Linked DNA regions of Homo sapiens: all the other regions are linked to region 1. Evidence: chromatin loops called from intact Hi-C (ENCODE). Cell type or tissue: CD14-positive monocyte. All regions are shown on one strand. Region 1 has its middle 170 kb from the start of TLE3. Region 2 has its middle 43 kb from the start of LINC02205. Region 3 holds the start of LINC02205 (long intergenic non-protein coding RNA 2205). Region 4 has its middle 170 kb from the start of LINC02205. Region 5 has its middle 43 kb from the start of TLE3.

Evidence for each region. Peaks named below come from ENCODE experiments on the same cell type or tissue, not always from the same donor. Only the 100,000 strongest peaks of a DNase experiment are listed, where the experiment ranks them.
Region 2: it touches region 1 in a loop (6-fold over the local background); 12 of 110 quality-filtered maps call a loop at or near these places.
Region 3: a loop joins it to region 1, with 8 times the contacts of the local background. A loop is called at or near these places in 4 of 110 quality-filtered maps.
Region 4: a loop joins it to region 1, with 2.4 times the contacts of the local background. A loop is called at or near these places in 2 of 110 quality-filtered maps.
Region 5: a loop joins it to region 1, with 2.7 times the contacts of the local background. A loop is called at or near these places in 2 of 110 quality-filtered maps.

What each region holds. Positions count from the first base shown.
Region 1 is chr15:70,263,406-70,268,405 of GRCh38, reverse strand. No RefSeq gene overlaps it. Among named protein-coding and RNA genes, the nearest start is that of TLE3, 170 kb to the right of the region's middle. RefSeq lists an enhancer at 1,105-1,758. In CD14-positive monocyte, CTCF peaks have their summits at 2,635 (motif pointing right) and 3,084; DNase peaks (open chromatin) are centred at 275, 1,445, 2,605 and 4,005; H3K4me3 peaks cover 3,527 bases; H3K27ac peaks cover 4,550 bases.
Region 2 is chr15:70,460,767-70,465,766 of GRCh38, reverse strand. No RefSeq gene overlaps it. Among named protein-coding and RNA genes, the nearest start is that of LINC02205, 43 kb to the left of the region's middle. RefSeq lists enhancers at 2,835-2,914, 4,956-5,000. In CD14-positive monocyte, a CTCF peak has its summit at 2,418; DNase peaks (open chromatin) are centred at 2,526 and 2,966; H3K4me3 peaks cover 856 bases; H3K27ac peaks cover 2,575 bases.
Region 3 is chr15:70,505,189-70,510,188 of GRCh38, reverse strand. LINC02205 (long intergenic non-protein coding RNA 2205) reads left to right here and starts at 4,261. Exons shown (of 2, transcript NR_146562.1): 1 at 4,261-4,280. RefSeq lists an enhancer at 4,323-4,372. In CD14-positive monocyte, no CTCF peak of the experiment used is centred here; DNase peaks (open chromatin) are centred at 698, 1,358, 2,158, 4,458 and 1 weaker place; H3K4me3 peaks cover 264 bases; H3K27ac peaks cover 3,897 bases.
Region 4 is chr15:70,337,361-70,342,360 of GRCh38, reverse strand. No RefSeq gene overlaps it. Among named protein-coding and RNA genes, the nearest start is that of LINC02205, 170 kb to the left of the region's middle. In CD14-positive monocyte, no CTCF peak of the experiment used is centred here; DNase peaks (open chromatin) are centred at 2,120 and 2,610; H3K27ac peaks cover 910 bases.
Region 5 is chr15:70,138,569-70,143,568 of GRCh38, reverse strand. No RefSeq gene overlaps it. Among named protein-coding and RNA genes, the nearest start is that of TLE3, 43 kb to the right of the region's middle. RefSeq lists enhancers at 2,397-2,496, 2,264-2,767, 3,272-3,777. In CD14-positive monocyte, no CTCF peak of the experiment used is centred here; DNase peaks (open chromatin) are centred at 528, 1,208, 2,278, 2,748 and 1 weaker place; H3K4me3 peaks cover 2,454 bases; H3K27ac peaks cover 3,199 bases.

The sequences.
Region 1 (5,000 bases):
AAGTGAAAGAAGTGAGCTGAGATAAGGAGGCATGCATCTCCCATGGACGAGCTCCCCAGATGTCCTTGGACCCTCCACTTGCCCGTCCTCTTAATGGGAATATCTACAATGATTAATGACAACCCCAAGAGCCTGTGTTTGTGGAATGCTTGCCGGGTGCCCACTCTGTGCAAAGCCATCTTACATGCATGCTTCTACTGAGTTCTTGCAGTAGCTTTATGGAGGAGTGACTACGAGTACTTCCAGAGCATTGACGAGGATACTGACGCCCATTTTGGGCAAATGACTCACCCTAAGTCATGTACACAGTTCGTTGCAGAGCTTCTGTTTGGACACATGTCTGTCAGACTCCAGAGCCTGCTCTCCCAACCACTGTGCTCTCTGGCCCTTCATTCATTCATTCTCGTCATCCACTCACCCAAGACAAACCAAGACAGGTACTGAGTGATGGGGGCACAAAGAAGACATGGGCCTGTTTTCAGAGAGCTCTCCATGGGGGAGAGCAGGGAGACAGATCATTATCATTCAAGGTGGCAAACATCACCTGCTCTTAGTTGGGCATGGACTTCTTAGAGTGTGCTGGGGAGAGAGAGACCACTGTGTGCTGGAGGAATCAAGGAAGGCTATCTGGAGGAGACATTTTAGAGAAAGCCTTGAAGGATAGTTAGAAGTTTGTCAGGAGATAAAAGAGAGGGCCAAAAAGTATTGGGTGTGTCTAGGAAACAGCACACATTCTGGGGCACAAAGAAGATGCTCAAAGAGGAGCCATGGGAGATGAGGCTGGAGAGGAGCCATGGGAGATGAGGCTGGAGAGTGGGCCAGGTTGTCAGGAGAGCCCAGGCAGAGGGGACAGGCAGTGGGGAGCCATGGAGGGGTTTATGCAGCGAGTGGCATGTGGGTTTGCTTCAGAATTATAGCTGTGGCAGAAGCGGATCAGAGTGAGGTGCCTGGGGGACCATGGCTTGTCCAAGGGGACACTTACCCTAGCCTCTGGTAAGTCTCTGACATTGCAATTGGTTTTTATTTGGATTGAACCTCTTTTTTCAACAGAGCAGGGGCCTAAAGCTTTGCCTAGCACTTTTCTGGGCCCTTTGAGGATACAGAAGGGAAGAGAATATGACTTTTGACCTCAGGGGCCTTTCATCCCAGTTGGGCTCCGGGCTGACCCAGAAGCCATTTGGGAAGAGTGAGCCGAAGGGCCCTGGCTGGGCCTGCCTTTGTCCCACCACAAAGGAATATGTCCAGGCTGCTGCTGATGATGTGGGGGTCATTATCTTAGAGAAGGCACTGTGAAGATGTGAAAACAAAAGGGAGGGTGTGGAGTGAGAGAGGAGGGAGTCCAGAACAGCCCTCTAAGCAACACCCACGTCTAGGAGGAAGCTGAGCTGCCCACAATCAGGGAGGAGAGCGGTGACGCCTGGGTGTCCAGCAGCTGAGGCCAGAAAGTGTGTCAAGGAGGAGGAAGTGTCGGCAGTGCCAGGCCGGGTCCATAGCCCACGTGCGATGGGGGAGGAAGGGCGTCCGCTAGATTTGGCAACAAGGAGGTCAGAGGCAGCTGTCAGAGGCCAGCCTCAGCGGCCTGGAGGGGGCCGCAGCCAGACTGAGGGAGGTGGGAGGTGAGGAAGTGGGAAACACTTGTGTAGATGCCCCCAGGTGAGAGGTTTGGCTGTGAAAGAAAAGCGGGGGTGGGACCACAGCGGGAAGGGGTCAGGAAGCCAAGAAAGGGATGCTTTCCAGAAGAGGCTGAACTTGTGGCAACACTGTTGGCCAGGAGCCACGAGAGAGGGAGGGAGCTTGGGGATGCAGCAGATAGGGGCTGATGGAAGGAGCGGTCTCTGAGGGTTAGGGAAACTGCTGCGGTGGAGACAGGGAGGAGGGCGGAAGGCGGGCGTGGGCGCAGCCGTCAGTCCACAGGTTGGGTGGCAGGACCCGAGGGCCTCTGGAGTCGTGCTGTGGAGGGTGCTGAGTCTGGGCGGCTGGGCCTGTGTGGAAGGTCATGGTGGGCCTCCAGCTATACCACTGTTGCCTTCTGCCTTTCTCAATTCACCCCTCACTCTCCTCTCCTTCTCCTGCCCCCGCCTCACATCCTGGAGAGGACAAGAAGATGTAAGGGCCTTCACCTGGTGCCCCTTGGCCTCACGGTGCTGGTGACACTGGCAGAGATGGAGAGGGGAAGCAAGGAAGCCCTGAGAAGGCTGCTGCCTGGGAGGAAGACGCCAGAGCTGCAGTGTTAACCTTGTGGGGGAGCAGGGGGTGGTGGGGGGATGAGAGCCGGTGAGGGAGTCAGGAAGCTGACGGTGTGGGGAGTAAGGAGAGTGCCTGGGTTCACTGCGCATAGGCTTGGGCAGGCTGGAGGAAGGAGCTGTGGAGAAAAGCCACAGAAAATAATTTCTCCACAGGTCCGTGGGCCCCGTGGTCCAAGGTAGAGCCAGTTTCCTCTGCAGGGAGTTTTCAGCGAGCGAGAAGAGAGGAGGAATATAGAAGACAGACTGGCCTTTCATCTGGGCTTGACATCTGCCATGCAAATTGTCACAGAATGATGATGTGGCTGAACCGGTGGCCAGATGGTCATCGTCCTCAGTGGCTGGTCATGGAGCACCCAGAGAATTGCCAGAGGGTGTCACTGCATCCCCCAGCAGGTGGAGCAACCCTCCTCCTGCCCATCTTCCTTCTCCATTCTCCAGAATGAGGCCTCTCTCCTCCAACAGGTGACAGTCACTAAGGCACGAGCCCTAGTGGGACAAAAGCATCCCCATGTGCAGGGGGCAGGGCTGGGCCTCGGGGTCAGCCAACTGGAGTCTGGCTTGGCGCTGCCCTCTGGCTTTAGCTGTTTCTGTATCCACCTCCCGTGGTGCGCTTCTTAGCCCCCTAGGTGCTGGGTCCCCAAGCCCCCTGCTCCCTCCAGGAAAGGGCTGCTGTGGTCCCCATGGGCAATTCAGTTCCTGTCTGTCTTCTTCCTTTCATAATATACACTGGGGAGAGGGGGCTGAGGTCGGGGGTGAGGACAAAGGTGGGGAGACTCATTTAGTTTTCATGAAAGTTCTACTCTCTTGGAACACTTTTGGGGGCTTGGCTGGCCTCCAGGAAGACAGAGGCAGGCAGGCCTGTTGGAGAAGGTTGTCCAGTGTGTGCACTGCTCAAAGGCACCTGGTGGGGGCTGGGTCAAGTGGGACCTGAAACCCACCCTAGGCCCACTGGTCAAGCCCTGGTATGGGCTGTGTCTGCCCAGAGGAGGAGCCTTTTCTAATTCACACGAAGGCGTTGTATAGGCTGGCTGACTCCTCCAAAGGTTGGAGCGTGTGCCTGGGAAGCTCCACACACCTATCCTCAGCCAGGTGGGTCAAGGGGACCTCCAGGTCAAAGGCCTGTAACAAGAACCTTCTGGCAACCTGCATATGCAGCTCAAGTGGCCAGAGGAGGGCTGGGAATTGGAGGATTTCCAACCTATAGGTCCCTTGGAGAGGTCAGGGTGGAGCGTGGGGTGGAGTGAGGGTGGGGCAGGAGCCGGCGTTGGGGAGGACCTAGGAGTGTAGGTTCGTGGCCAGGATAGGAGGAGTGAACAGAACAGAGATGACAGCACTGGCTGGGGAGTGCTGGGCCTGGCTCCTGCACTCCTGGGACACTCCTGGGAGACTCTTGGCAAGTTGCTTTTCCTCCCTGTGCCTCAGTTTCTTCATCTGACAAATCTAGAGGGAGGGAATAGACCAGGGCAATGACATGCATTTAGTCACAGGAGACAGAGTTGGGTCTGCAACTTTGACATGTCCTGGGGTCTGGGCTTGGATTTCAGTCGCCCTCCCTCCCGCCTACCCACCATCTCTCTCTTTCCTGAAAGGAAGGGAAACAAACCAGAAAGGGATCTGCCTCCTTTGCGGCGGGGTTTCGGGTGGGGGCGGTGGGGGGGTTCCGTTTCCATCAGCCCCTGGAGGAGCAAGAGGAACAGGAAAATTACAGTATCAGCATGGAAACTACAATTGGAGGCGTCTGATTCACCAGGGAGGGTGACTCGTTCCTCTTTTTTTATTTTTAGTCGCTATTATGTCGGCAAGGAGGCCTGTGCTCATTAACCTGTATTGCCAGAGCAGAGACTGCGAAACCGCTGGTGAATAAACCTGCCCCAGCTGCCCCCTCTGCTCCCATCAGTTATTTATAGCCTGCCTTCCCTCTGGTGAATTAATTAACTTGTACTTGAGGCCTTGGACAGTATTGTGTTTAGTTGGATGTCTGTGTGGAGGCCAGTGCTGGAAGCGGGTAGCAGGAGTGGAGTAGGCTGGAAGGCGGGGCTGCTGGCTGCCCCCAGCCCTGCAGTCAATCTTCCTCACTCCAGCTCTGAGCTCCCCCGCAAGCCACTCCCATGCATGGCAGAGGAGGATTGAGGGGTCACTTGTACCGCAGCTTCACTGCTTAGAGCCTTGGAGCTTTGGGATTTTAAAAGCCAGTTTGACAACGTACTAGGACAAAAAAAAAAAAAAAAAGTACATCCTTTCCTCTCAGCAGGAAAGCAAGGGCCCAAGAGGTAAAGCTCCAAAAATCTCTGGGCCAGAGCAACGCAGGCTGAAAGCTGTATCCCACAGGCAGGGGTTCCCTGGAGGGCTGGGAGGAGAGATGAGGCTGGAGGACGTTTCCAGAAAAGGCAGGGAGAAGCGGGGTGCATCAGCATGGACTTCAAGTCTGTGAGAAATGCCCAGGACCTCAAACCCAGCCTCCTCAAGTGAGAGGCAGCATCTTGTTCAACCATTCATTAATTAATTGGTTCATTTCTTCATTCAATAGCATTTGTAAACTCCCCAGTGTGTAGATGAATGCTGAGCTAGATTGTCCCTGCACTTGTCGCAAACCTTCTTTGTCTGCTTGTACACACCCCTCTACACTCCCTGTCTAGTAGGGAGCCAGTGTCTAGCCAGTGAGGATAACGTCCACTGATTGGTCGCCTCTGTATTGCCAGAAGCACCTAGCCCAATGCTGGGCACATGGTAGGATTCAGTTATCGTTTGGGGACT
Region 2 (5,000 bases), 200 kb before region 1:
TCAAGAAGGCTTTGAGCTCTGCCTTCCAAGTAGTTATGAAGTCCAACCACAGGGCATCAGAGGCTCAGGACGACCCTTGTGGATTTTGAAGGCTTCTATTCAATGAATGAATCCCTTTTGCAGTCTCTTCTCTAAGTGGTGCTGGCCTCTGCCTTTAACCTACTGATGATGGAAAACTCAGTATCTTTGGAGGAAGTCAGGGTTTTTATGTTTATTGGTCCCCAGAACATGGAGACAAAACTATCAGCTACACCTGTCCAGGGATATTCAAGTTGCAGTTTTATTCTCCATTAGGTGTGGGGGTCACATTGAGAGAAGCTCAGAAGAAGCCCATCTTGAAGCCAGTTCTCTGAAGGAATGGGAAGCAGGTTTGGGCAGGAGCATTAGGAGCACAGTGGTGAGCAGAGGGTCACAAGTACACCTTACCAGCACCCTGATATGCATGGAGGAAAGCTAATCACACTCTGTACCTTACCTTCTACTCTGTCTTGTGTATACCCAACCTTAGTCTTCAGAACTGCCCTGGAAGCTGGGTCTGATCATCTGCATTTCACAGCTGGAAAAATGGATACTCAGGGAGCTGGGAAGCTCCCCTTAGGTTCCAGACACCTGGCCCACTTTGTGTCTAGATGTGGGCTTGCCACGGAAGGATGCTTCACCAGAAGTGGCTTCTGCCACTTTGGTCTTGAGTGATACAATGCTCAGCTACCACCATTTACAGGTGGGTGCTAGTCATGCATCTGCTCTGGTGTTGGGCAGTGGGGTTTTATGTTTATCTGTGGTCAGGGGTCCTTTCACCACCCACTGACTTTGCCCTTCACCACCCACTGGCCTTGCTGAGCTGTCTCCCTGAGTGTTTTCGGCATAATCATTGGCTGGTCTTCATGGATGGGCAACCTCTGGAAATGGCTTTCTTCCAGAGCCATTGCCCTGGGACTACTGAGAAGTCCCAAGGCCCTTCTAGAGTGCCTTACCCCCATGACTTTATCAAGATGACTCTCTCCCTTCTTTGGGGACTGCCATAGTCTCTGGCAGCTGCCTTTGCAGGGGCCTTGCTCTGGGGCTCAAGGACTCCAGAGCTTCTCTTCTTAACTTGACCCTTAAGGACTAAAATCTTTGAATGGGGAGTAGTGGTATCAGATGGACCCGGATATGAATACCAGTGTTGCCATTTCTCTTTTGTTTGGCTGGTTTTTGGATAGGATCTCGCTCTGTCACCTAGGTTGGAGTGCAGTGGCAAGATCATGGCTCACTGCAGCCTCCACCTCTCGGGCTCGAGGGATCCTCCCACCCCAGCCTCTGGTGCAGCTGGGACCACAGGCGTGCACCACCATGCCTGGCTAATTGTGTTGCGGTTTTCTAGCTGTGTGACCTTACATAGGTCACTAGCCCTGTCTGATTTCCTCAGCTGTAAAAGAGGGTAATGATAAAAAAAAAATCACAATTAACACTACTATTTTATTCTCAATGTGTCAGGCATTATTCCAAGTACTTTATATAAATGACCTCATTCAATCGTTGTAATTACCGTATGAAATAATTATTATTGTTTAGTTCCTATGTGATAGATGTGTAAACTGCGACCACGCAGATAGTTAGCAGCAGAGCAGGGATCTAGGAAGGGCTGTCTCTGCAGCTGCCTTTCACGTTTATGTTATGCTGTGTCTTAATGATGCACACGCAGAGTCTAAAAAATCATGGATGTGTCACTGCATAAGGAAAAAAAATGATGATGCTTGTGTGTGCCCAGCTTTGAGCTTGGCACATAATAGATGCTCATGAAATCTTGTTTGCCTTATCCTCTCTTGGTCTTTTTCCTTCTACTCTCCTATGTGAGCACACACTGTGGTCACAGCAGAACAAAGTGGGGCTGTGACAAGGAGCTGGCAACCATGTCTGAGGAAGGCTGGTGGGTAGCATGGGCAGGTGTCTCTCATTCTGTCCTCTCCCTCTGCATCCAGAAGAGCTACACCCCAGCTCATGAGTAGGTGTGGGTCTAGTCTCCCCTGGAGCTGACAGGTAACTCTAACTGTTTCCCAAGGCAAGAGAGTAGGAGGGTGTAGCAATTGCTCGTTAGAGCCAGCCAATGAGCCTAGGGGGTCACAGGGTTCCTCCCACCTACTCTGGGGAGGTTGTCTGCCTATATTTGTGTTCATTTCCTGATAGAAACACTGGGGTCAGAGGCTTATCTGGCCTGGCTTCTGGGCCAATGGGGAGCTGATAAGGAACAGACCCATCCATTGGGATCTACTGGGTGGATTCCTATTGTCTTACACACCATACAGATAACCAAGGTCTCAGGTAGAAGTTGTACTTTCCTGACCTCCTTCTCATGGTTTCTCAAGTCCTCAACCAGCTCAACCCCAAGGGGCAGCCAGTTACAGTTCCCCACAGACAGAGTAAACCCTGCTGGACCTCTGGGGAAGTTTCAAGAACCAGTTTGACCGCAAAACCAAGAAGCAGGTCTGTTGGGGCCTCTCTGGATGAAGTGGTCATGGGTGGCTGTCAGATGAGGATCTGAATTAGTCACGAGAGGAACAGGAGCCAGGCTAGGGGTGGAAACAAGGCCAGCTCCCCTCTGCTCCAGGGCTTAGGATCAGCTGGGGTGGAAGCAGAGGCTGTGTTGCAATTTCACTGCAAATCAACTGGGTCATCTCTTGTGGGTGACACCATGCAGGCCTTCCAACCCTTGTGTGTGTGTGTGTGTGTGTGTGTGTGTGTGTGTGTTTTGTAGATGGGGAGATGGTATCTCCCAACTGCCTTTAGCATCTGGCTGTGAGATGAGGCTGGGGGAAGATGGAACGATATGCATTCCTGGCAGAGCCAGTGCCTCCGGAGGCATGGGGTGGAGGGGACAGGGTGGAGTCCATGTTTGAACAAGTTGAGAGCAATTGCTGGAAGAACCCTGGGCAGAAGTCCCCTCTGCAGATCAGACTTGGCCTCTACATTTGTTCTCAGGGAAGTGAAACACGTACCATCTCCCCAGTTTGGACTGTTGCAGGCTGTGACACACAGTAGCCAATTCATTGACTTGGGGCTGTCCCCTCCCACCTGGGATATTCAGTGCCCTGAAAGGCAATGAGGTGTGGTGGGAAGAACGTTGACTTTGGAATCTGACCGACTTGAAATTAAATCTCAGTTCTGCCCTGAAGCACTGGGTAACCTTGAGTAAGTCACTTAACCTCTCCGGACCCCATTTTCCTCATCTCTGAAATGGAGATAGTAACAGCTTCTGGGCAGGGTGGTTAGGAGAAGTAACAATGATAATGTGGGTGAAGGAAAATCATAGGGCAGGAACTCAATAGAAGTTAGGCACTTTTCTCCTTCCTCTTAGAATACACCCTGTCCTTCAGCCACTGCTAGGCTTGTCTTTACCATCTTGGTGGCTGCTGAAAAGCCTCATTGACTGGCTGTGCCCACCTACAGCAGTGGCCAGCAAGCATTTTCTGTAAAGGGCCAGAGGATAAATATTATAGGCTTTGCAGGCCATGTGGTCTCTGCCACAACTACTCATCTCCACTCTTGTTGCTCAAAAACAGCCATAGATGATACCAAATGAATGAGTGTGGCTCTGTTCCAATAAAACTTTATTTATAAAAATAGGCAGTGGGCCAGATTTGGCCCTCAGGCTATAGTTGCCAATGCCTGGCCTCGAGTTTCAAGTCCAAAGCCTCTGCTTTTCTCTCAAGGGACTTCCCTAGCCTGGTCTTACCTTCTTCATCCAATCCAGTTTCTAATTACTCCCCTGAGTGTTCCCCAGTATGACCCAACAGGACTCCCTTTTGGCTCAGGAAGTGTTTAGCTTCCACACCTTTGCCCATGCTTTCCTCCCTGCTTAGAACACCATCCCATTTCCTCTTCACTCTCTTCACCCTTCTAAATTCCATCCCCAGGGAACCTCCTGGGTGCCCTGTAAAATACAAGGCTCAGACCAAGGTCTCTTGATTCATCATTGGACAAGCCCATCCTTCAAGGCTGTGCTCTGGCCAGCTGTCCACAGTGATTTCTCCCTTTGAGGACTCCATGGCCCCTGCTGTTGATGCCAGGGTGGCCCTCCCATGGATCCCTGGGTTGAATTTGTGCCTCAGTCTCAATGAGGAACCCTGGAGGCTCAGTCTTCAACTTTTCTTTTCTTTTTCTTTTTCTTTTTTTGAGATGGAGTCTCTGTCACCCAGGCTGGAGTACAATGGCACAATCTTGGCTCACTGCAGCCTCCACCTCCCAGGTTCAAGCAATTCTCCTGCCTTAGCCTCTGGAGCAGCTGGGATTACAGGCACATGCCACCATGCCCAGATAATTTTTGTATTTTTAGTAGAGATGTGTTTTCACCATGTTGGCCAGGCTGGTCTCGAACTCCTGACCTCAAATGATCCACCTGCCTTGGCCTCCCAAAGTGCTGGGATTACAGGAGGGAGTCACCACACCCAAGCCAGTCCTCAACTTTTCTGTTAATACATGCAACTCACAACAACCTGCACTTTCATCCTGCCTGGAATCTTTCAGTTTTCCTGCATATGTGGGTCTGGAAAGTCTCAGGCATTATCTCTCCGAATATGGCCTCTTTCCCACTGTCTTTTTACTTTTTTGAGGGAGCACAGATTAATCATAGCTTAACCATTCTCATATTTTCCTTGTCTTTTAACCTGTCTCTCAAATTTTCCATTCTTTGGCTTCCCTGATGCATTTGTGGTAATTTCTTCAAATCTCTCTTCTCATTCATTAATTCTTTCTTTATCTGTGTGTCAAGCACATCCATTTAATTTTTAATTTCAAAGATTTCTTTTTTTCTTTTCCAGAAGTTCTACTTGATCCTTTTATAAACATCTGCCTGTACATTTTGTTGTCCCTTATTCCTCGATCCTTTGTTTCTATTCCATCATTTACTTTTTTAATACCTTGTTATTTTATAACCTATCTGATTATTGTATTATTTGAAGTCTTTGACGATCTAAATCAGTGTTTTTCAGCTGGGGGCAGTTTTTTCCTCTAGGGGACATTTG
Region 3 (5,000 bases), 240 kb before region 1:
ATCTAGCTAGCAAGGAGTGGAGTTGAGACTCTCAGCTCACACAACTAACCCCAAGGCCCAAGCCAGAGACCGCTCCTCTGTGCTGCTCCCAGAGCTGGGCTGGGGAGGCACCACACTTCCCACAGGGGAGGAGAGGGAAGGTTTAGTCACAGAAGCTGGAAGCTCCCCAGCCCTGCCCATGTGTAGGTTGCTCAGGGACCTGTTATTTCACAGTGTCACTCTGGTTCTGTCTGAGAGGCATGTGACTGGCTAGGATGTGGAGACTTATCTTCAGGTCACACCTGGCTGGGGATGCTGGTGTGCAGGGCATAGTGTGCAGCCTGTGGGGTACAACTGCTCACCCTGGACGTTCCTGGGCCTAAGCTAGTGACACCAGCGCTGTGAGTGCTGCTTGCTTACTCAGGGCTGCTCTAGGTGTGGGTGCTCCTGGCTTGTCTGCCGGGTGGGGTGGGAGCTGTGCTGAGTCTCCACTGTAGAGGAAGGTAAAGCCTCACGTCCAGGAAGGCTCACTCACATGTACTTGGAGGATCCTCTGTCCAAAGCACAGCAACAAGAGACTGATTTGAAATGAGGATGTAGGGTTGGGGGTGCCCTATGAGGAAGCCCTGGGTAAGTCTTGTCAACCTGAGCTTCTTGGGATACCCCCATGGCCAACGGAACAACTTCTTAGAACTAGAAGTACAGACCAAATGAGCCAAAAGAGGAACTTGCAGATCACTTGGTCTGATGTCCTCATTTTATGGATGAGGAAACTGAGGTTTGAGGGAAGCTGTGACTCATCTAAAGTGACAAAACCAATGAGAGGTGGAGGCGAGCAATCTCCTGATTCCTTGCCACACCTGCAGGCCACTCAAGGCCTTCCTTGTAGTGATAAAATCTTTTTTCATCTTATTATCAGCTAAGTCCATCCTTCTGTTGGACTTCCTACACCAGCTCCTCCTGGGCCAAACCAGACAGTCCCTTTCACTGCCCAAGTTGTTCATTCCTCTATCTGGGTGTTTGCCCACATTGTCACTCTGCCTGGACCTGCAGTAGCTGCTCATTTGTCACAGTGGCTTGTCTGCTGAACTCCTCCTTATCCTTTACAACTGGGATCAAAGATCTCTTCCAGGAAGCAGCCCCCTCTACTGTCCCCACTGGAAATGGTCCCTTCCTCTTCTTTTCCTGAACCCATTGTTTGGGCTTCTCTGTAGGATGAGTTATCTACTTTCTTTTTATCACAACAGTTTACAACCTGTGCACATGTTCCTCAGGGCACTGGAAGAAGAGAGGGGTGGGTATTGGAACCTCTGGCTTGGATGTGAGAAATCTGAGACTCAAGAATGTTAGATGACTAATGAGTGGCGGAGCAGACTCAGACACCCAGGCCTCCTGACTCCCACGCCATTTGGACAGGAGCCAGAATGCATCTCTGGGAATGGTTCCCCCAAAGTTGTGCAGTGCGCAGCCTATGAGGCTGTATTTGGCGGTCGCACCTCTGTGCCTGGTACAGTGCCCTAAATAAGGCAGATGCTCAGTAAGTGTGGGTGGATTCAGTGGAACCACAGTGCAGAGGCAGCTCTCTTTTCTCTTCTTCCTTCCCTGTTTCCTTCTCAAATCTGTTTTTTTCTCCCCTCTTTAACTCCCTGCATTTTCCACTGAATTTTTCATTGGGAAGAAGCACATTTAGAGATGTGAAGCACACACTTTGCTGGGCTTCAGCTTTGATGAATCTTTGATGCTGACACTGGGGAGGCAGATGCTGCAGCAGATTGGGGGTGGGGAGGGAGGGGTTGGGGAGGGGCCTCTAAGGGCATGATTTCCCCCTCCCCTGCCCCTTCCAGAGGGAGCTCAAAGCTGCCACTTGCCTTGCCCAACTGTGCTCTACAGCATGAATTGTGTGTGAGTGCTGGGGCATGAGGTGGGTGAGAGAGTGCATGCTGGAAGTGGGAGGGGCCAGATGAGGGGGAGGGCAGTTGCAAGTCACCAGTACCTCTGACATCACCCACATTAACCTTAGCTCCCTCCACTTCCCCTCACTTCTCCATGAATGTGGAGGTCATATCAATTTCTAGCTGTGTGACGTGGTGAGGCACTTAATCTTTTTGAGTCTTAGTTCCTCAATAGTCCATTGGAGATGCTAATACCTTCCTCCTAAGGCCACTGTGAGTAAACAAGACACCCTATTTGCTGTGCCTGACTCATACTACATGGTAAATATTTATTTATTCATTCCATTCACTTGTCCCTCTGTTGAAATTCACTTTTAAGAGCCTGGTGAGGCAAGGTTTGTTCAACATGAGTGGTTATCTGTGAGGCCCTGGGTGAGCCCTGCCTTGGAGAGCTGTTACTCATCTTTTCCTTTTCTTTTCTTTTCTTCTTTTTTTTTTTTTTTTTTTTTTTGAGACAGGGTCTCATCTTGACACCTAGGCTGGAGTGCAGTGGCACAATCACAGCTCACTGCAACCTCAACCTCCTAGGCTCAGTAGACCCTCCCACCTCAGCCTCCTGAGTTGCTGGGACTACAGGTGCGTGCCACCACACCCTGCTAATTTTTTGTGTGTGCCTGTATTTTTTGTAGAGGTGGGGTTTCTCCTTGTTGCCCAGGCTGGTCTTGAACTCCTGGGCTCAAGTGATTCACCCACCTTGGCCTCCCAAAGTGTTGGGATTGCAGGCATGAGCTACGGCGCCCAGCCTGATACTCATCTTTGCACAGTCTACACAACAGTAGTGGATAATGGACAGATGGAGACCCATCCTGGCATGGAGGTTCTGAGCTTCAGTTCTCACCTGACCTGGTGGTTGGACATGTGGCTCCAGTAACCCCTTCTGGGGGAGAGACTCTGCTTGAGTCACACTGGGTGCCCCTCAGTGCCGAGCACAGGTATCTGGCCCAGAGCACTGCTGGGCAACAGACCAAGGAGGATGGTGCTGGAGGACATTTGGGTGTGGTGAGAGGCTATCCCTTCCCCCTGATTTGCCGCTCTATACCGCCTCTGTCAGGGTTGTAGGACCCTTACCAGGCAGGGAGAGATGGTGATTGTTTTGTGGTCATTCCCCTGTAATTTGCTTCATATCATCTTTGCATGATTTGTAACTGCCCATCAGGTTCATCTTGCCTGCTGTCTAGACAGAGCCAATTTATCAAGATAGGGGAGTTGCAATAGAGAAAGAGTTCAATTCATGTAGAGCCGGCTGTACGGGAGACTGGAGTTTTATTATTACTTAAATCAGTCTCCCTGAGAATTCAGGGATCGGTGTTTTTAAGAATAATTTAGTGGGTAGGAGGACAGTGAGTCAGGAGTGCTGATTGGTTGGCTTGGGGATGAAATCATAAGGAGTCAAAGCTGTCCTCTTATGCTGAGGCGGTTCCTGGGTGGGGGCCACAGAAGTGGTTGGCAGGTCCAGCTGGGGCCATCAGGTTGCCAGACATGCAAAAAACTGAAAAGTTATCTCAAAAGGCCAATGTTAGGTTCTACAACAGTGATGTTATCTTCAAGAGTAATTGGAGAAGTTGTAAATCTTATGACCTCCAGAACAATAGCTGATAATAATTAGAATTCAAGCCCCTCTTATCCTAACTTGGTGGCCTTTTATTTGTTTTACAAGAACACGTTAGCTTTTGGGAAGAGCTGTTATTTAAACTATAAATGTCTCCCAGAGTTAGCTTGGCCCAAGCCCAAGAATGAGCAAAGAGAGCCAACTTGTGAGGCTTGAGACAAGATGGAGTCAGCCCTGTCAGGTTTCTCTCACTGTCATAATTTCCTTAGTTATGATTTTTGCAAAGGCGGTTTCAGATTTGCCTTTTACTAAAACACACAGGCTTGCACTTCATCTTGAGTGAGTGTGTGTGCATCTCTGGCTGGTCCTCCAGAGCTGGGTCCAGCAGGCCAATCCCTGTGCCCCTCTGGAGTTTCTCCAAGGCCACCCTGGGCATTTCCAGTAGGATATTGTTGCTCCACATCAGGGCTCCTGCCAGCAGCGTAGCTGTGCTCCACACAGAAGTCCCTCAGCTGGTGACCACAGAATAATGAATGCCAATCTGGATGTTAGTTTGCACACATTTGCATACCCCAGGGGTCTGCCTGGCCTGTGAGGTCTTTCTGACTCTGAGCAGCTATGATGCTGTGATTAACCTCACAAATGCATAATGGATCTTGAGGTCCTTTCCCGGCAGAGATGTTGGGGAACTAATGCAACCCCCTGCCTTTTCTCTTAAGCTGCCTTCAGGGCTGATATCATGGGTTGGTCAACTGCCTGAGATTTCTTCCTCTATCTGGGGTTAGCAAGACACCTAAAAGGTAATCCTCCCCACCTCTCCCCACCCGCATAGTGCTATTAGTCAGCTACACCTGAGTGTGAATTACTTTAGTCAGATTTCTTTCCCATTAATATCCTCAAGGGAAGGGGATTTAATAGAAGTAGAGTGAGTGCCTAAATTACTCACGGAGCCCTGGGCAGGTTCTGCCTTTCAGCATGACTCATCTTTGTGTGGTCTGCACAAACAGCCAAGTATAAAGGATAAGAAGGGAGCTGCCCCTGGCACCAGAAGCCCTTGTCTGGGCAGATGGAAGTGTTATGGGGAGGGAAGGCCCCAGAAGAATTGGGGAGAGGGGTATCCCTCATGGACTTTGCTCTCACATGGGGTGTAGTTGGCCATTCAATCACCTCTGGTCTGCTGCCCACTGCCTGTCTTGCTGTCTGGATGTCTAAGACAACCCTAAGACGCCTGGATGTCAGAGCCTGTGGTGCAAACATTTGGCTGCCAGCAAGGGTCACTGTTCTGGTTTTCAAGGCCAAATCAGAGTGGGTTTTTCTGGGGTTTGGGAGCAGCAGGAGCTAGAAGGTAAAGGGCTGACACCTTGTTAGGGGTGGGTGGTGTTCACTCCCACCAGGAATTCTTTTGCAGCCAAATAACAGAGAAGCTTCAGGCTTGAATTTGGCCCACAAATCTGAGCCCTCATAATGGAGATGTGGGAGTCCCTAAGCCCCCGTGTTGGGGTGCCGTGGGGGTGCCCGTC
Region 4 (5,000 bases), 74 kb before region 1:
GGGGCAGAAGAGGCAAGATTTTACGAGGTGCGGGGAGGAAGACACAGCCTGTGTCATATTAAGCAAGGGAGAGCCAGGGAGTCTTGTCCCCACTTCCAAACACACGACAAAACCCCGTCTCCATGCCCTTGCTCAGCAGTTTCCCCACCTCCTTCGAGGGTGTTCCCTTTACTTTTTAATCAAACTCCCTTTTCAAGGCTCACCCTCTCCAGAAAGCCCACAGTGGTATCCTGCTGCTTATAGGGCCTCATGTGTTTGTGTCCTGCTCCTGAACCTGGAAATAGAAGCAGCTGGCTTGGTTTTTAGTCACCCGAGTGTCACTGTTCCGCATGTAACTGAACTATAAGGTCAGCGAAGGCAGGAACCACCGTTCCATCTTTCCGTGCACCCACCTCAGCCTCTTGCCCAGGGTCCAGCAGAGAGCTCCGCAGACCCAAGTGTCATACAGTGTGGATCCAGAATCCTTACTCCCGAGCCTCTCATTCGGAGATGAGGAAAGTGAGGCTCAGGAGGGTTGAATGTGTCCTGCAGGGCCCAGGCCAGGTCTGGGAGCCTTGTTCTGACCTTGCTAATCCACAGCTCTCGCTGTCACCCCATGCTGCCCTTGTGAATATCAGCTGGGCTAAGTCAGGATGGCACTGACCCCTCCATGCAGCAGGGGCATGGAGACCTGGGACATGTGGCCACCAACCTGAGGGACTCCAGGGGCTCAAGGAGAGCCAGATTGGGCCGGAAACTTCCTAACACATTCCCAGGTGATGCTGTTGCTGCCTGTTGGGAACCACTTTTTCAGAACCACAGCCCCACAGGAACTAAAAATCTACCTGAGAGACAGGATTATCACAAAGTTAACATTTAAACGCATGACAGGCAGGGTGTATTGGCTCACACCTGTAATCCCAGCACTCTGGGAGGCCGAGGTGGGTGGATCACTTGAGGTCAGGAGTTTGAGACCAGCCTGGGCAACATGGTGAAAACCCGTCTCTATTAAAAATACAAAAATTAGCTGGGCGTGGTGTGCATGTCTAATCCTAGCTACTTGGGAGGCTGAGGCAGGAGAATCACTTGAACTGGGGAGGCAGAGGTTGCAGTGAGCCGAGATTGCGCCACTGCACTCCAGCCTGGGTGACAGAGCTAGACTCTGTCTCAAGAAACAAAAAAAAAGATAAATAATAGTAACAAAAATAAATAAATAAATGCATGACAGAGGCCAGAAGTATATTAGTTAGATTTTTGGTTCTTGGCATCTCTTTCCCCTTCTTTTGAGAACAGCACTCTGATTTCCTTTTGAGGGTCTGTCCCTCCTTTATCCTCAGGCTATGCGCTCCTAATAAGCCTCCCACCTGCTGTAGAGTAGAGCATACACCTAACCAAAGAACATCCAATCAGGATGTGAAGTTTACCCAGTCACATGATTTACACTGGTCCAATCAGGTCAAATAAGATAACTTTGGCAGGAATCATCAGGAAACAAGGCTTTTTTTCCAGCTGGACCAGAACTTCTGTGGCCATCTTGCCACAGTGTGGAAAGAGCTCTGAAAATGGGGCTTATAAGGGACAAGCAGAGGAGAGGGCATTGTTTAATGCTCCTGGATCCAGCTACTCCTGAGGTCAACACCCTCTGAGCCTGTTAGTTACATCAGTAGATGAGGATATAAATCCCCCTTTCTGTACAAGTCATAGTTTGGGGTGGGATTTTCTGACACATAATAGAAAATTTCCTATCTGACACCAAGTTCTCAAGGAATATTGAGGTAATTCACCCCTTCTGCATTAGGGAAGCTTCATGGATGGTCAGAGATGTGGAAGGAGAGGGAAAGTGGAGGTATTAGCAAGGGTGGGCTGATGGAAAACAGCCGGGTACAAACAGAGGCCACAGCACAGACCAGCTTGGCTCACTCCTGGCACCCAGGAGAAGGCCTCTGGGAGAATTAAGCCCTATAGGAAGAGGGGAATCTTGCCACTCAATGGGAGAGCACTTTGCCTTTTGTGGTCTCCTTTCCCAGAAGAGGTCACCCCCGATGCCAGAGGTTCCCAGAGCCTGCTGGCCCCTTGAATCCAGACTTCCTGCCCAGACGGGCAGCTGGGATGAGGTCATGGCTGGAGAGTCTTTTATCCTCTTGCTAAGCTTCTTCTTTCAGTAGCAATTGCTGTCTTGCTTAATCTCAGAATTATCTGATTGTCATAGTCGAGTTTTCCACATTAGGCAATGAGCCAACAAGTTACTTAACCTATAATTGCCCTTTAATGAAGCCCATCTTCAAAACTGAATTGTCAAAGGAAACTTGTAAACATACAGCGAGGTCCAAGACCAAGCTGGCCCCAGACGTTGCAGCCAGGCCCTTGACTCCTCTCTGGCGTCAACCACATTTGTCTGAGTTATTGGGGCTTTATCACCAGCTGCCACCCAGAGTAGAGAGGAGGCTGGTGCTCGCAGCAGCCAGAAGCAGGTCGAGCCTTTGAAAAGCAAGCTTGCAAGTGCTCAGTTTAGGTGCACACATTCTCCCTTGCCTAGAGTCTCCCTTCTTCCCAAAGCACTGTGAAGTGTGAAAGGAATGGCCAATGTCACGACTTGAACTTTGCAAAACTTAAGCAACATCTCTCTGCAGTGAACTCACGTGACGGTGGTTCAGGCCCAGCCCAGACAGCTATTACAGTAAGACTTCTTTAATGTCAGTCTCTCTCACCTACTCTTTACACAGTGTGGACCAGTGGTCTGCTTAAAGAGTAGTCCACACTATGTAAAGAGTAGGTGAGAGAGGCTGACATTAAAGAAGTCTTACTGTAATAGCTGTCTGGGCTGGGCCTATACTGTGGTCAGGAGTCTGACCTCTGGGAATGTCCAGTCACATCTTAGCATGTCCGAAGTGAAATATCAGTCAAACATACTCAGCTGCTTCACGGTACTCTCACAGTGACCCAGGACACAGCAAGACAAGGGAGGGAATATATTTTTTTAATTAATTTATTTTTTAATTATACTTCAAGTTCTAGGGTACATGTGCACAACGTGCAGGTTTGTTACATATGTATACATGCACCATGTTGGTGTGCTGCACCCATTAACTCGTCATTTACATTAAGTGTATCTCCTAATGCTATCCCTCCCCCCTCCCCCCACCCCACAACAGGCCCCGGTGTGTGATGTAAGGGAGGGAATATTTATGGAGCACCAATTCAGGGCCAGGTGCCATGCTGGGCACTTTATATACTTTACATCATTTAATTATCAGAACAACTCTAGAAACTCAGAAATGGTATCCCTATTTTGTACATGAGGAATGCAAGGCCCAGAGTAGGTAAGTCGTTTGCACAGTCAGCAGCTTTGCAGGTGTGGGAAATAGGATTTGAACTCAGATTTGTCTGACGCCAAGGCTGGTCAGTGCTCCTTGGACACTTTGGTGGCTCCCTTATTGACATAAAGCTGGCCTAAAGCCACTGAGCAGTACAGATTAGAAGGGGTGTGGACTCATGGAGACAATAACATGATGTCTGGGATTTGCTTCAAAATAACACAAGAGTGTGGGGAGGCAGATAGGATTAGAGATAAAAGGCTGGCTGTGAGATGATCGATGATGCTAAAGCTGGGTGGTGGGCACCGAGGGGTTCGTCAAACAGTTCCAAATAAATATTTGAAATTTTTAATTACAAAAATGTTTAAAAAATATAGCACTTTCTCCAGAAGTCAGTGCCCCTTCCCAGTACCCCATAGCACTCATACATATCTGTCACTGCCCTAAATCCACTGTGCCACCTTAGAGTAAATTTTTTTTTTTTTGACGGACTCTCCCTCTGTTGTCCAGGTTGGAGTGCAGTAGTGTGATTTCGGCTCACTGCAACCTCTGCCTCCTGGGTTCAACTGATTCTCCTGCCTTAGCTTCCTGCATAGCTGAGACTGCAGACGCCCACCGCCATGCCTGGTTAATTTTTGTATTTTTAGTAGAGGCGGGTTTTCACCATGTTGGCCAGCTGGTCTTGAACTCCTGACCTCAAGTGATCTGCCTGCCTCAGCCTCCCAAAGTGCTGGGATTACAGGTGTGAGCCACCACACCCGGCCAAGAGTCATCTTTCAAAATGTGTCCCTCCAAGTCTCCGAGCTCTGTGAGGATAAAGGTGGTGTTTGTCTTGTTCATTTAATACATTTTTATAGAAATGAATAAATGACAAGAGTCTGGTGCACAGTGAACATTCAACACATGTTTACTGAATGAATAAAAAATCCAAATAACTGGGTCCTGAAGGCTGGCTGTGTTTTGACAAGCACATAGCTATAGAGAGGGCGTGCAGGGCAGGGGGACTGACTTGAGCAAAGGCACAAGCAGCAAACAGGCCAAATTTGGAGGTGAGTGTCGGGGGATGTCCAGCCACAGCCAAGACAATAGTCATCAGTGATAATGTGCTGCCCGAGCTAGCTGGAGTGGCCAGTTTTTAATAACTTATATTTCACAGACACAGCACTGACATTTTGTTTAATCGCCAAGGCAGGGTCAATCTCCTGCCGTGGCTGTGGAAAGTGAGGCTCTCAATTTCAGTCACAGCTCATTAATTGAAGAAAGTTGGCCAGTGTGCGCCTGGTGGACGGCAACTCCAAATGGATGTCGACACGTTTTTGAGGACTTGAGGGAAGCAAAAGAAATCAATTAAGGGGACAGCTTGGAGTTCCATTTGGGAATCTAAATCCGGATGCATTTCCTAATATTCCTTTGCAACAGAGAGAAAGAGAACACCTCCTTCTCCACACCACGCCAAGACCTAGTACCACATGGAAACTGGGGACTGCAAAGGCCAGAGCAGGACCCTGGGATGGTTTGGGGTCAAGTAGCCCTGGCGGGGCCGGCCTGTATCCTGAGGTTCTGCAGGCTATGTGGCGTCTGGTCTCCCGCCAGCCTTCCTGATAAAAACCATACTCCACCACTGGCTTACGTTGAGGGCCGCTGGAGGCCTGCAGGGCTTAGAATACCTTCAAAGGCCTGCCTTGCACAGATGGACTTATTCCACCA
Region 5 (5,000 bases), 120 kb after region 1:
GGCCAAGGTGGGCGGATCACGAGATCAGGAGATTGAGACCATCCTGGCTAACACGGTGAAACCTCGTCTCTACTAGAAACACAAAAAATTAGCCGGGCGTAGTGGCAGGCGCCTGTAATCCCAGCTACTCGGAGACGCTGAGGCAGGAGAATGGCGTGAACCCTGGAGGCAGAGCTTGCAGTGAGCCGAGATCGCGTCACTGCACTCCAGCCTGGGAGACAGAGAGAGACTCCATCTCAAAAAAAAAAAAAAAGAAATAAGGATTCAGTTGTGACTTCTGTCTTGGGTCCCTCCAATCTCCATTCCCACCCCCACAATTATCACCTTCCTGCCTTCCTTTGGTGACCTCTTCCCCCTTGAATCACGCCCTAGGCAGGCACTCATCTGTTCTCAGGGCCATCTTCATAGGCTCTTCCCTGCAGGAGAGAAAGCATTTTGTGCAAGCTCCACCTAAAAGTTATGCGGGCTTTCCAGCCTGTTCCTCCCACCTCCTTCCTGCCCCTGAATCTTCCCGCAGGGTCACCCTGAGGACAAGCAGTTTACTAACTCGAGGGAGAGCAGGGAACTCACATTCTGGGTATCAATGAAATTTATGAGTCATGGATATCACAGGACCCTGTTTTCGTTTGACTTCATTCGCCGCTTCCTTTCTTCGTATTAATTTCTCCCAACAGCCCACTTATCTTCCCTCTTGGAGCCCTGCCCGCCATCGCTTTCCCTGATACATGGTATCTCTAACAGGCTAAAGCACTCAGCGATGCCATTGCTTGAGAGTCGGCTTGCTCAAGCACTCACAAGTTACACTCTGTGGCTAATCAAATGTCAAAACAATCTCCCCCGCGATTTGGAGGAGCTTGGTGACAGGAAGACATTGGCCACTGAGCCATCAGAACAGGCCACGTTTGCTTGGTGGCAGGCAGTGAGACCGGTTTCTGCCGCGTTACATTCCGGGTGGCCGCTTTCCCTGAGAAGCAGCTGCTCTGCAGTTAGTGGGGTTTGGGGTTTGGAATTTGTTTCTTCTTTTCTTTTGAAGGCAGAGAGATACTCCATGCCAAGGGTCAGCAGGGTGGGGGGTGGCGGCGGGGAGGTGGTTGAATTTTTTTCTATGACAAAATGTTGTCAGGTCTCTGAATCATAGCAGCCACAGCGGTGGTTAAAGAGAAGAGATCGCATCTAGGAGCTGGTCTCAGTTCTGCCACAGAGAACACTGGACGAGTCACAGCCACTCTGAACTTCTGTTTCCTCTTCTGGAATATGAGGAAATTGGGTTAAATGGTCCCTGTGGTTCAAGAACCAGAAGATGATTCAACTTGACACCATACCTTACAATTTAAACACTTCTGTGCTTGTTATTTCATTTGATGTTCACAGTAAGCCCATAAGTGAACAGGAGAGGGATTATTATCTCTATTTTATAGCAGTGAAATGACTTGTGGTGGTTATACATCCTGCCCATGACAGAGCTTAGCCTGGGTCATGGGCTGGTGTCCTTCTCCTAGCCCAGGCTTGTCTCAACTCCTCATGCTCACAGGGTAGATTCCTTGAGCCGAACCACCTCCACCTTCAGCGCCACGCGGGAGCTTTTGTTCAAGCCAGAATTCAGGGATCATCCTGTCCACTTCATTTTCTGCTGAAAAAATTGAGCTCCATAGAGGGAAGCAAAAGGGCCTCCCCCGGCTCACACCGCAAAGCGTCCCATTCTCCTGATGTGGAACCACTCCACTCTTCTCGTGGGTCCCATGGGAGTGAAAATGCCTGCATCTTGGGCCTGGGCTAAGGATGGATCTGTCAAAAACAGTGACACTGATAAGTTTTGGGTGCATTTGAGACACCACCACTGTGTCATCATTACCCACACTGCTGTCATGAGGTCTTGAGAAATTGTCACCGGGGTCCTCTTGGGGTCTGATGTGCTAAGAGAGGTCAGGACAGGCTAATCTGTGTCTGCTCCATGCCCCCTCCACATCTACCTGAGCCTTTGAGAGTGCCTAGCTCATTCTCCCTGCTCCTTAAAATCCTCCAAGTTCCACAGCCCCACCTAGACCTCAGAGTGAGTGGTTCACTTTGCGGCACTCAGGCCCACTCAGTGACCACAACAAACACAGCTTGCAGGGTCTGGCTGGCCACAGGTGCTGTCCCTTCTGCCCACCTGGCAAATGCTATCTCTTCTCTCCAGATTTAGCTTGCTGGCCCCCTCTTCCATAGGGCCCCTGAAGAGGCAAGTGCTTCCTTTTCCCACTCCCACGACTGTGCAGAAAGCCTCTGACAAAGCACTTTCACTTTCACATGGTGGCCACTGGTCTCCGAGGCTGTTCTCCTTTTAACTGGCAGCTCAGTGAAGACAGGGGTTGTACTTTGTTTCTCTCAGTATCTTCAGCGCCTAGACCCTGATGGGGCTCAGTGACCTTAGAGGGAGAGGGGATGAGCTTTACATGCTGATCAGGAGCACAGGCCTTGGCAGCAGGCTGGCCTGCACTGAAATCCAGTTCTGCCATTAACCTACATGTCATCCAAACCTCTCTGAGCCTCAGTTTTCAAATCTACAAAATGGGAAGATTGGTACTGCCGGCCTCATCAGGATGAATGGGAAAAACCATGGAAAGAGCTTAGCATATCACAGGCAGTAACCGGGAACTATTGTCATTATCATTGGGGAATTCCCCAAAAGGTTCCTCTGTGAGCTCACAAGAAAGCCCCTGGGTCTCCACGCCGTCTGCAGGAAGCACCCCGGGGATTGGCAGCCCTTCCCTGCCCTGCCTTCTTCTCCAGCTGCAGTCGGAAAACCCCTTTCTCAGGATGCCCCAGACAGGGCCAAGCTGCTTTCCTTCCCCTTGTTGACACAGGGAAGACCTGGCTGCCTGGAGCCTTGACTGGGCCTCCCACTCTTTGAAGTGCAAACACCGAGCTGTGTATTTTGGGCCCCTCTGAAGGGCCGTTTCTGGTGAAATACCAGGTTTTGAAATACTTCACTCCTTGTTTGCATTCGGAAGCCCATACATGCTCAGGTCTCTCAAGGCCTGTATTCAGAGAGGCTGGAGGTAATGTGGGCGAAAGAATCAGACTCTAGTGGGGGAACACAGTGGCCCTCTGCTCTTGGGCTGGGCCTACAGGAGCCACTGGAGGTGGAAGAGGGAGCTCCCTCTCACAGAGTCCACCTCTGGCTGGGAAGAGCAGACGAAGGCATGCAGAGGTATGTCCAGGTGAGCCCAGGGCACAGAGAGCTGGGACCAAAGGCTGGTGTGAAGAGTCATCTCCTGAAGACCTAGCTACAGAAATACTGGAACTCAGTGCTTCTTCCAGCCCCTCCTCTGCTCTGGCACCCACCCCCACCTCTCCACCCAGGGAGTATGTAAACTTCTCGTCCTGCCAAGAGCTGGGCAGGGAGGAATGACATTTATTTGAGCCTCACTGATCTCATAGGAGCTGTCTTAGCCCAACAGCAGAGGTAGAGGAAGTCAGAAGGGGAGGCAGGGTTGACTTGATAGAGATCTCCGTGGGTTTCTAGGAGGGTTTGGTCTGGTCTCTAGGAGGATGAGCCTCCACGTCCTGGGTGATCATTTGGGCCAGGTATTTTACACACCCTCTTTACTTTAAGCCTCATGAGGTGGGTGGTCCCATCCCCATTTCACAGATGAAGAAATCGATGCTATAATGGAACAGACTGGACTCCTTACCCAAAGGCCAGGACTGTGGTAGAAGCTCTTTGAGGAAAGGGTCCTGGTAAGGCTTGTCTTTCCCTCTCAGAGCTTGGTCCACTGACCTTCCTTGTCTACAAAAGCTCTTAAGAAGTGTTTGCTGAAAGGAAGCAGGGCAGGGCTTACAGAGGAGGGAGCATGGGGGAAGCTGACACAAAAGCATCAAGGTGAGGATGTTCGGGACCAGTTCAGAGGCTCCTGAGAAGCCGCATTTGGCCAGAGAGGGAAGAGATGGGGGAGGTAAGGACAGAGCAGCAGCAGGAGCTGACTTTAGAGGGGACTGCATCCTCCTTATACATCATGGGGTGACCAACCAGGGGCGATCTCCAAAATAGACAGCCAGCAAATAATGATGAAGCTCCGTCAGCGTGCCCGGTGCCTCAGGATCCCTCAAGGAGCATACAAAAGGCTGAGAAGTGAGCTGATTTATTTACACAGCCATCTCGTGGGTCCTATGCAGTGAAGACAAATTGCCAAAGATGATGCACTAGGCTCACATGCATTTCTCACAGAAAGGGCCATCTTTCAGGCCTTTACTTGGAGCCTATTTACTCTTAGTTTGCACATAGTCCCAGCAAGATGAGTGACCCAGATTCCCAGTGCCAGGCAGATTCAAATCAGAGGTAGAGGAGCAGCAGGCGGAGGTGGGGTTGACTTAGAGAGTTCCTCATGGGTTTGGAGGAGGATTTGATCTGGGAGGACAAGCCACCACCTCCAGGGTGATCACTTGGGCTAGGTGTTTTACATGCCCTGTTTAAGCCTTGCGCAGTGGGTGGTGCCATCCCCATTTCACAGATGAAGAAATTGATGCTAGAACAGGCTGGGCAGATGCCAGAATGGCATGGCAGGGTTAGAGAAAGGTATGTAGGCAACAAGGGGAAGGTGCTGCTGGAAGCCAACTGTGAAGAAGGGAACAGGAAAACCAAAGCAAGTTGGAGAAGAATGCTCCAAACAGAGAGCCAGCTAGGGCTGTCCTACCTAGGAGGACATTGGGATGAAACGGGCTGGACACCGTGACTCTGCTGCTGTCTAGCTAAGTGAAGTGGGCAAGTTCCTGCCACTCTGAAGCTCAGCTTTCCCATCTGAAAAGCAGGGTTAAAACCACCAGATAGTGGCAGGAATTGAAGATGAGGCAGGTGGGCCACCAGCCGAGGATCTGACTCAGGAGCAGTCACTTGCACGATGGTTGCTGAGACGATGTTACTTTTTATTACTGGGGGAAACTCAATGCACCCTAGAGCAGCAGTTCTCAGATATGTCTACATATTGGAATCATCTGGGAAGCTTTCATAAATACCTATACCT